Linked DNA regions of Homo sapiens: region 1 is linked to region 2. A link is a contact called in ENCODE Hi-C or POLR2A ChIA-PET data. All regions are on one chromosome and are shown on one strand. Each heading gives the region's core, a stretch centred on a gene start or an enhancer-like site at or near the end of the contact. The rest is flanking DNA. Distances are from core to core; before and after follow the strand shown.

What was found. Hi-C counts contacts between places; a loop is a spot of excess contacts on that map. ChIA-PET counts read pairs that join two places held with the same protein, here RNA polymerase II (POLR2A). Pooled maps may share reads with other maps.
Region 1: a map of IMR-90 shows a loop between it and region 2 (9-fold over the local background). The contact joins the enhancer-like site here to the promoter of ANKRD12 in region 2. A Hi-C loop is called at or near these places in 2 of 168 maps with a recorded cell type or tissue (IMR-90 and chondrocyte), 1 of 37 single-sample maps with no recorded cell type and 3 of 50 pooled maps. POLR2A ChIA-PET finds 5 or more read pairs at or near these places in 1 of 52 experiments (AG04450).

The regions. Positions count from the first base shown.
Region 1 is chr18:8,799,102-8,804,015 of GRCh38, reverse strand. The region is part of intron 9 of MTCL1 (microtubule crosslinking factor 1); the gene reads right to left. Among named protein-coding and RNA genes, the nearest start is that of GACAT2, 94 kb to the right of the region's middle. RefSeq lists an enhancer at 2,639-3,838. Within about 2 kb of position 3,300, at least 15 of the 41 ENCODE cell types and tissues checked have a DNase peak (open chromatin) inside an H3K27ac peak, as active enhancers do; they include IMR-90, where a contact is called at or near this core.
Region 2 is chr18:9,135,355-9,140,529 of GRCh38, reverse strand. It overlaps ANKRD12 (ankyrin repeat domain 12), which reads right to left and starts at 3,749. Exons shown (of 13, transcript NM_015208.5): 1 at 3,565-3,749. It overlaps NDUFV2-AS1 (NDUFV2 antisense RNA 1), which reads left to right and starts at 3,810. Exons shown (of 3, transcript NR_110772.1): 1 at 3,810-4,166. RefSeq lists silencers at 2,982-3,031, 3,072-3,471, 3,682-4,031, 4,382-4,471, 4,474-4,647 and enhancers at 3,602-3,651, 4,142-4,191.

The sequences.
Region 1 (4,914 bases), core at 2,051-4,550, 340 kb after region 2:
CTGAAGAGAAAGCAGAAAACCATATGATACATTCTTATATGTAATCGATGGTTTTCTATGAATGCCAAGTTACATATGGTATCAGCCTATGCTGTTCTTGGCCCATACACCACATGACATTAGAATCAGAACTGTACAGTCCTCTTGCAGATTGGAAACTTGGTTTCTCTGGAAGCAAGTACTTTTTGGCTTTAACAGATACTGAATTCAATAAAATTTAAGCCTTAATGATTTATGCATATTTGCATCAGAGTAATCAAAACAGTGCTCTATTCAACCAGGATAATATTAATCATTGCGGAATGAGCTCCAGAATTGCTTTGGGGTGAAGGTGGCCAAAGGGAGCAAGAGAGCCCAGCTCAATGCTATTGGTACCTGTTATCATCATTCCTCAAGAGCAGCATGTGGCACAGCAGGAAGCCAGGCAAGCTCCTGCCATTAGCACACAACGGCAAAAGTGGATGTCTGTGTCAACATTTCTGAAGACCCAGAATGGGCCGTAGATAGGCATGATTTTCCTAATGACTTTCGCACACAGGCAAAAAAATAGTAATGATAACTACTAATATTATAGGTGCTTCCTATGGCCAGGGGATGTACTAAATTATTTGCCAACATGACCTTATATATATGTCACATCAATTTTGAGTGCATATACTATGTTCCCCATTTTACAGAGGAGGAACTATGGCTTGGAGTGGCTGAGGGCCAAGGTCCCACTGTCAAGGAAGTGAGATCCTGGACTGCAGTCCAGGTTGTCGCGTTCCAAAGCCAACAAACCGAGCCAGGAATATTCGAATTCTGACATTATACCCTGCCAAGCCTTTTTCTTTTTCTTCTTCTTTTTTTTTTTTTTAAACTTTACCTTGCAGAAGCCATCTAATCCCCATGAAGCTAATTCAATTTCCCCTATCAAGGGAAATTAATGATAGTGAGTCATCCTGAGAGAATACCTAAAAGTTAACTGCTCTTATTTTCTTCCCCTGGTGGTACCCCTTGCTGGGTTACCTTTTGGGTAAAAAGATGACCCAAATCAAGTCAAGAATCAAATTAAGACTCGGTTCCATTGAGATGTCTTTATGATGCAAGTCTTCTTGGACAACAGGCTTTCTGAACCTCTTGTGCCGGGGTCTAGCCGTGCAACCTTTTAGCTTGTACATCTGGTGAGTGTAGGTCAGTTTCAACTCAAAAATCTGGCTTTTCATTCAGAGATCAGCTGGCTGATTTTCTAGCAAAGCAGCAGGATAAAAAGCTTCCACTTATTTCCCTCTCCTCCACCTAAGGGCATTACAGCCTCACCTAGCTCAGCTCTCTTGAGTGAGACTTACAATGTGCTATAATATGTCAAACTTTTTAACAGGTTCAGAATTGGTCTTTGGTCCATCAGACTGCTATCCAAGTCTGTCTATCCAAGTCTAATATCCAAGTCTATTTATAAGTATTACTAATAGAAAGTGAAATGGAAGTTTGTAGATAAGGTAACGTATCAAGGTATCTGTGATGCAATGCTGGCTAATTTTCAAAATTGTTCTTGCCTAAGATTTCTAAGATTTCAGCAGGTGAAATCACAGCTCCACAAAAGAGCTAAACCACCACCGACTACTTTGCTTGCATCACAGCCACTAACTTTGGAGATAGGATTAATCTAAAGCTGGAACAGACATATTGACCTGCTGCTATGGGTTAACCCACAAAACGCCAGTCACAAAATAGAGGTGATAGCATCCACGTTTATTCAGGCTCCTTGACAGAGGCAGGAGAATTCCAGAATGATGTGGTAGCTGCCCAGACCCCCACAAGGCACGCACAGCTCCTTTTTGAGACCTCACTTAGCATTCAACACAGGCAACTCCTCCACCAGCAGGAGTCCCTGGACAAATTCTTTACTGTGAGATTAGCTAGAATTGATACATTCACACAGCCAGCAGCATTTTTATAAATGAGCCATTTGTCGTTCTCCTCAATGTAACCTTCATTGTTACATCCAGAAAAGTTCTTTTCTAAAAACCATTATCCCCTACAGAGAATGGGCCACTCAAGACAGACCCTGAAAATATAATCTATTAATATCATGGGAATTAGAGTCATTTACACACAGAAGTCCTCTGCCCTCTGGCCAAGAGTCTGCCCGGTGATCCTGTCCAGGAGGGCTCTGGGCTGTGGTCTCCACAAATGCCACTGAGAGCTTCCCAAGAATGAATGTGGATCCGGGAAAGAATAAATGAGGCACATATTTAACAAGCTGTAAACACAGTTATCAGCCCAAAGGCTTAGGAAACCAGGGCAAGTCTGATGAAAATCAGGTGGCCATTAGGGAAGAGACTTATTTGTGAGGTCCCAGGCTTAGTTACGCACTTTGGAAGGCCTGTGGCAAACTGCAGGCCATGGTTAACTCTGGGAGGTAGGATGGGGCAAGGAGAGTCCTTTCATCAAGCACCCATCTGCACATGTGAATTTTTACCTCACGCAGGGGCTACTTAAAGAGTGACAGAACAACTGCCACCACAAGTACACGGCAAAGATAAAACGCTTCAGATCCTAAGCTCTGGTCTGGTTCCTCTTACAGAAAGAGTAGCACGCCTTATAGGGGAGGCCTCCCAGTTGCAGGATAAACTGAAGAATGAATCACGGTATGACGTACAAAATTGAAATGTAAATACCATCTAGGCTCAAGATAACTTTCTAATTAAAAAAAAAAAAAAAGTCAGGCAGATCACAGTTCTGATGTGAGGCCTCCTCTGGCAAGGGTGCTCTTTCTGGAAGTTTTTCATCTTGGGCAAGCAAAGGTGGGCAGCCTGCATGGCCAGAAAGGAAGACTGCTGGGGCCTGGGAGAGCCACAGCCCCGGAAGCCCAGGGAGCCAAGGGCTCTCTGTCTGCAGGAGAAAGGCTGACTTCTCAGGCAGCCCCCGAAGGCCCTAACGCAGCACAGAAGCCCCGACAAGGAGCAGAGGTCCAGGGAAGTGGAGTCTACTCAGTCCTGAGGCTGGACTGGATGAGGCTCTTCAGTGGCCTGTAGCAGGTGAAGACTTAAATATGAAACACAATTCCTTCAGCTCTTGCTATGAATTTTATATTAAGTTCTTCACACTTTTTTTTTTTTTTACTTAGTTGTTTTACTAAATGATAATTAGGTCACATCCCTGAATGAAAAAGTAACTTCTTTTCAAATCAGTTAATCCAAGTAGGGAAAACAAGCTGTTGGCACCCCAGGGCCATCATTCCCACACCATTAATCACCTTGTGTGAAGTAGCTGGATTCCAGGAATTACTAATCAGCATGAAATGCATAAACAGCCTTAGGAATGCTGGCCTCAAATGCTTAACGCAGTGGCGTGAGTCTTGGAGCTCAAGGAAAACTGTAAGATTCCCTCTTGCGTGTGCGCAGCCTCTGCTCTTCAGGATGGCTGGGGAAACTGAAAGCATTCACTGTGGCTCTAAAGCGCCCAGGTCATGACTGCGAGCTCACGTGGCTGAAGACAGGGAAACAGGGAATGTCTGCGGAGCCAAATGTTTGCCAACCTGATGATTTGTTATGAGCCATCCCAAGGTTGATCGGTATATGCAGTTTTTTTTAAACCTCTGTGGACGTGATAAATGTTGCCATCTACTTGAGTTCAATTGTGAGAACGTTCCATATGTCACAAAGCAAAGACCAAGGCCTGAGGAATACTGTGACTGAGAACTTGTCCTTGGGAAAACGGCTTGGCTAGGTTTCCCATGCTACTAATCGCCTTGCGAGGTGCTCGGCGTTTCGGGAACGGCCCGGCTCTGTGCAGCTCTGTGAGACACGTACCCTGGCTCTTGCATCCCAGCTGCCTGGCTAATACTCATGCCAGTCACAGAGAGGCAAATCCTCTAACCGGGAATGTTCCCTCCCAGAGAACCAGCTGTCGTTACAGTAGAGCTCGTCCATCTTCCGTCCTTGGACAGACAGAGGGTTGTGCATGCGTTAGTGAGCTCCTTACTCACTACTGTGAACACTGGCCCACTTGGCAGACCTGGGTCTGAGTGTCTGGACCCCACCCCGCCACGTGCTTCTATCACACATGGCCCGCAGTGGAAGCTCACGGGTCCATCTCCACTTTCGTGGGTAATCGCTAAAAACTAGTGTTGGAAGAAGCAGGAGGCAAAGGGAAATGACAATAAAATATGCTGAATGTAAGGTTCCAGCTGAGTGACTTCACGTTATTTTCCACCCTGACAGTAACATTTTCTATGACTGTTGTTTAGAAAACCAGATGTGCGAGGTTTTCTCCTTGTCCAGAGCATCTGCGTGAATGCGTGGGAAACACGTTTTCTTAGACGCAGCAGGTTTGTGGCGAGGTGGGAACAGTGGCCATCAGTGGCAATATTATGGGAGGTAAGCACAGATGCTTTATGGGATTGAATGACAACATTTCTTTTCAAAAAGTAAAATTAGTAGATTGTAAAGCATTATTTGCAAAGTAGCATTTTCATTTCTAACTAGATTATTGCTGGAAAACTCATTCCATGACCTAAATTCTCCCCATGGACACTGGCATAATGGCATACTTTCTGATGGCTGTGAATAAAAGTTCCTTTGCAAGTATCATCTCCTCCTTGAGTCATGTTATTCAGGGAGAATGAAGTGGGGACAGGTGTACATAGGAAACAGCTGTTTAGGTGTGAAAATCTGATTGTACAGAGAGGGAGCAGGGGGAACCCAAATTCCCCTCAGCCTGCACTCAGAAGGTTGCCGCCTGTCCTCATCTGGATCTGAGCCAGGGCTCTGGCGACAGCGTGCTCCCATTAGAGCTCCCAGAGGCTCTGGGCTTCGGGAGCCTGGGCCAGGGAGGAGCAGCAGTTGTGGCGTCCAGTGCAGAGGGAGTGCCCCAGAGTGTCTGTGGCTGAGAGGCTAGAGCCGCGCCCATATGACTGCCGCATCCCCGTGG
Region 2 (5,175 bases), core at 2,500-4,999:
GTTACAGAAACAGATTATGAATGCATGAGTATACATGAGAATATTTTCAAAGGCTAAAGAAACTTCATATTCTCCAGGGAAAGTCAGACTAATAACTGCAATATTTAAAATGTTCATAAGCAGCTTAACTAAGGTTAGAACTAAGTGGGGATCAGAAAATGTATCTACAGGAGTTATCTGTAAAACAGCAGAAGATGAAAACAATAAAGGTAGGGCTACGCAAAAATCCAGGGATCTAAACACCTTGTTACACTTTAAGAATTGTATTTTCTTTAAAAATAACATCACCACGTTGTATAGAAGTTTACAGTGTACAATGTGCTTTCTAAAGCATTCTCATTTGTTCCACATGAAAACATTAAATTATGCAGGAAAATTACTTTTGCAGGTTAAGAAGACAAGGCTATTATTTTTGTATTTTTAAAGTTGCAGCTGATAGAAGGCAAGGTTCTGAAAGTTAATGCGATATGTCAAAAACCACTGTTAGGAAGTGAGGAAGTGATAAATCAAGAATTTAAACCCAGGCCTTCTCACTTATATTTCAATGTTCTTTCCACAACTCCGTAAAACTTCTAAAGAAAGAGGCAAATTAGCATCTTCACAGAAAGAAACCTCTCGGCCAAACCACAGACTAGTTTTTAACTAGCTGCAGACTAGCTTTAAGTCTTTTCACCTTATTTTCTCATGTGTAAAAATAAAGGAAATGAATAAAGAAAATCAGAGGTCCCTTCCTGTCCCAAGGATAAATCTCAACACTGCACCCTTTACAAGGCACAGGCATCTTACAAATACATGTTTTTAGCAACAAATTCCAAGTCAGAAAGCAGTGTCAATAGCTCTTAAGCAACCTACAGCAATTATTAGACAAATTCTTCACGCCCATCTGATACACGTTACTTTAACATAACTAAGTCTATATACAGAGAGCAGTAGAAACCTCTTATGAACTATGATGGAAATGATTGCATTAACCATCCTCTTTTTGGACTGAAATAATGCTCCTAAAACGTAAGAATGGTTTAAAGAAAAGTTTACGTGTCAGCTAATAGCAAGAAATCAAAATGATATTTTAAAAATCACTTATTTTTTTTTAAGAATAAAAATCTCTTCTCCAACGAAGTGTTTTCCAAATATCCTACCATTTCTCCAATCTACTTCAAAAGAGTATCAGTCATGGTTTTCAACTTCTATAGGGGAAAAAGTAATATCGACAGCTTGATAAAAGCATCTTCCTTTTAAACTCATTCTACCAGCTGGACACTAGTCTGCAAATAAAATTCAGGCTTTTTTCCCCCTTGGGTATTAACAAACCAGTGTAAGTCTGCACAATGTATTTTCAGCTAAATTCTTTCCTCGTCTGAATATTTTTGTTCTCTTCACTCCTCCTCAAATATTCTTCATGGAATACACACCCAGAGATTTCCACTTTCCCAGTTCTGCGTAGTTCATAAAACTATTCCGATAACTAATTCTTACCAACTACTATGAAAATTATGAGATTATGAAAACTATACAAGATTAAGAACATTAAAAGTATCCTACATAAGTACACTTAACACTCATTTTCCTTCCATTTTAACACCTCATCTGTCTCTAAAACACATAACGAGTTAAACTTGACCTTAGCCAAGATGCCTGTAGAGCTTCAGAAATTTATTCAGTGCCTGTATCAAATATAAAAGATCCTTAAGTAGTAAAACTTTTCTCCCCTTGTCTATAATCTCCAGGGGTAAACATTTCAAATTTTTAAAGGCTCCTGCTTTTAACCCAAATTAAAGATTTTTCTCAACAAGACTGTTAATATAACGACTTCATCTTACACGGTGGACACTATCCTCATTTTGCTTTTAAGCCACTTGGCACCAATAGAGCATATGTTCTGCCAGTTCTGAGCTAATCTCCAGGAAAGGCTTTGTATAACGATTAAAGAAACTCAGATCAGTGCCCAAGATTTTTAACGGCCTACTTGAGCATATGTTTTTTTGTTTGTTTGTTTGTTTGTTTTGGTATGTTTTTGCGACGGAGTTTCGCTCTTGTGGCCCAGGCTGGAGTGCAGTGGCACGATCTCGGCTCACTGCAACCTCTGCCGCCCGGGTTCAAGCGATTCCCCTGCCTCGGCTTCCCAAGTAGCTGGGATTACAGACATGCGCCACCACGCCTGGCTAATTTTGTATATTTAGTAGAGACGGGGGTTTCACTATATTGGTCAGGCTGGTCTCGAACTCCTGACCTCAGGTGATCTACCCACGTCGGCCTCCCAAAGTGCTGGGATTATAGGCATGAGCCACCGCGCCCGGCTGTGCATATGTTTTTAATACACAGTTAATTTACGATAAAATAGCTATTTCACTAGCCTTTCTTTATAATTTACATAAACCATTCTAAAATGAAAACGAAATACATGACTGCAGATGCAGGCTCATTTCAACTTTAGGATTAGAGGTAATTCCGAACCATTACATACACAGCACTGGATCTGCAACACACTTCACCTTAGTTCGCAGTTTAACCACGGGTGTCCAGTGGAAATTACAATCCCGGTGACTACACTGCTTTAAATGTTTCCTAAGGTTTCAACGAGTGCAACAGTAACTTCCTATCCCAGACAGCGTCTTACTGTTATTACTAAAACAGCTGTCAGCTAAGCTTCGCATACCTCTTTGTACAACCGTTTATTCAACGCTTTGGGATCTGTAAGGATGCGTCACTCCACATCACTCCTCAAAACGAGATCTAAGAACCTGACGTGCTCCAGGGGTCTTGAAGCATCACAAGTGGGTACTTGAAAAACGATGACGGGAACTGCCTGTCCAATGCGGCAAGGTTATTTTACACTGGCATTTAAGACAGAACTGTAGAGTGGCTGCTCTTTCCCCGGACACTACTAAAGCAGCAATTTCCCCTTCTTGATTTCATCCACCTCTCCCAGGACCCGGGTACCTCCGACGCTCCCGGCCCGAGCGGCCGCGGCAGACTCCCCGGCGTCGGCGCACGCTCGGCGGCTGGCGGCGGGAACGCGCGGCGGGCCGGGCGCGCCCCCGCCCCCGCGGGTCCGACCGCCGCACGCCAGCGGCGCCCTCTCGGCCGCGCACACTCACACTCGCACGCACACGCTCCTCCGGCCCCGCCATGTTCCGGGAGGCGGCGGCAGCCCAGCCCCGCCAGCCGCGGTGAGGGGCGCCCGCGACGAGGCCAGCTCGCGGCCCTCCGCCCGGCCCCCGCCCCGCCCCGCGCAGCGCCCCCGCCCAGTTGGCGGCTCCCACCTGCGCCGCGGCTCCTCGCGACGCCGGGAGGGGCGGCGGCGGGCGGGGCCCCGGCGGACCCGCGCCGGGGGGCACTAACGGCCTGTCACTGTCAGGCGAGCTACGGCTCGGGCCAGGCTGGGCGGGCGGCGCGTCGGGACCGGGGGGGGCGGGCAGGGCGCGTCCCCTACCTTGCTCTGGGGAGGGGGAACGGGAGCAGCGCAGAACTGAGGGGATCTCCTCCCTGGCGCCGGGGACAAGCTCGAAACCGCGCCCCTCCTTCCTCCTTTCCTGTCGCCACGCCCCCCTCACCCGTACGGACCCGAGGCAAGGCCGGCGCAGGAGGCTTCACCCCCGGAACGAGTGCTTCGGCGTAGCCGTCGCTGTCGTTGTCTTCGTCGCCGCTGCAGCCGCCTGTAAAGCCGCCGGAGCCGGGCTTGAAAACATCTCCGGTCTCGGTCCGTCTCTCACCACAGCCTCCTCGCTCCCAGGACAGCGTCGCCCCGCGATTGGCTGCGACGCGAGCACGTGACACCCGCGGACACGTGACTACCGCGGGCACGGGACGGGCGGCGTGACCGCCCCGCCCCCCGGCGCCCGCCCCTCCTGCTGCTCAGCCAGGCTCCGCGAGCCGCAGGGCGGGGAAGCGGGACGTACCAAGCGGCAGGCGGCGGAGGGGTGCGGGCCGGAACTCCGCCCTTCGTGCTGGTCGGTCTCCACGCCCCACTCGGACTAGTGTCACCGCCTCCCCGCCGCAGACACTATCCGACAAAGGAGGGGGAATCAAAGGCTGGGCGAAGAGGCAGGGCAGGCGCCGGTGACGCTGCTGGGCAAGCGGGCTCTGCAGTAGCATTTGTGGCGACCGTGGCAGTGGCTGTGACTGGAAGCTTCTGGAAATGGCGGCGATGAGGACCCCCACATAGGGTATTCACCTGTTATTTTTACACGGGGTGGGTGGACGAGCGTGATCCAACTCAGGCAAAATGACGCTGCGACCGCAGCCCGAGGACTAGGCGAAGTTCCCCCGCTAAGCCGGCGGCGGCCGTCTGGCCCCGCACCAGGCCGGAGAAGCTGCACCTACGCCCAGAGCCCGCGGCCCCCCGCCTCAGGTGGGGCCCTGGGCCCCGCCCCGAAAGCGCGGTAGCGTGCACCTGCCCTGGCACCAGGGGGTCTAGAGCGCGTCCCCTCCCAGCCACGCCTTCCAGTGGCCTTTTTAAAGAGGAATTCAGTGCACCCTCCCACACGTAGTGTTGGGGATTTGAGAGGGAGCTGCTCAGGTACTAGGAAGGGTGCCGGAGGAAAATTGACCGTCGCAGCGTGGCAGCAGCGTGTACTCACTCCCTTCTGGGCGCGTTATTTACGTAGAGGTTAATCTGCAACAACAGCGTCTGTTTATGACTTAGTGCATGCAGTTACAAGTTTATGTTACACTGTCCTTTAACGTCTTGATGAACTGAGGGTTCAGGTGTGATCACAGCAGATGAAGTGACATTCAGACCTGACAGGGACGGCGAGGTCCCATCAAATTACTATGTAAAGCATAAACCTGCATTAAAGATCAGGAGTTTTTCCTTTCCTGGGTTCCTGATTTCTCCCACCTACAAATCTTTAGGGTCAACAAGACTAGAAAAAGAGCACCTTATGGCTAGAGGTGGAATAGTGTTACATTTAACTTGGTTATTTATGATGTGAAATACAAAGAAAAAAACAGTCGCCTATGAGAAAGTCAGGAGAGCTCCAGGGTAGGACATTTTCATTGTTACTTTTTTGTGCCACTTGGAAAATTAACTGTTGTTTACCTTCTCTCAATTAAAAAAAAAATCTTAAAGACATACTTAAAAATAATCGTTATAGCCGAGCGCAGTGGCTCACGCCTGTAATCCCAGCAATTTGGGAGGCTCAGGCGGGCAGATGGCTTGAGCCCAGGAGTTTG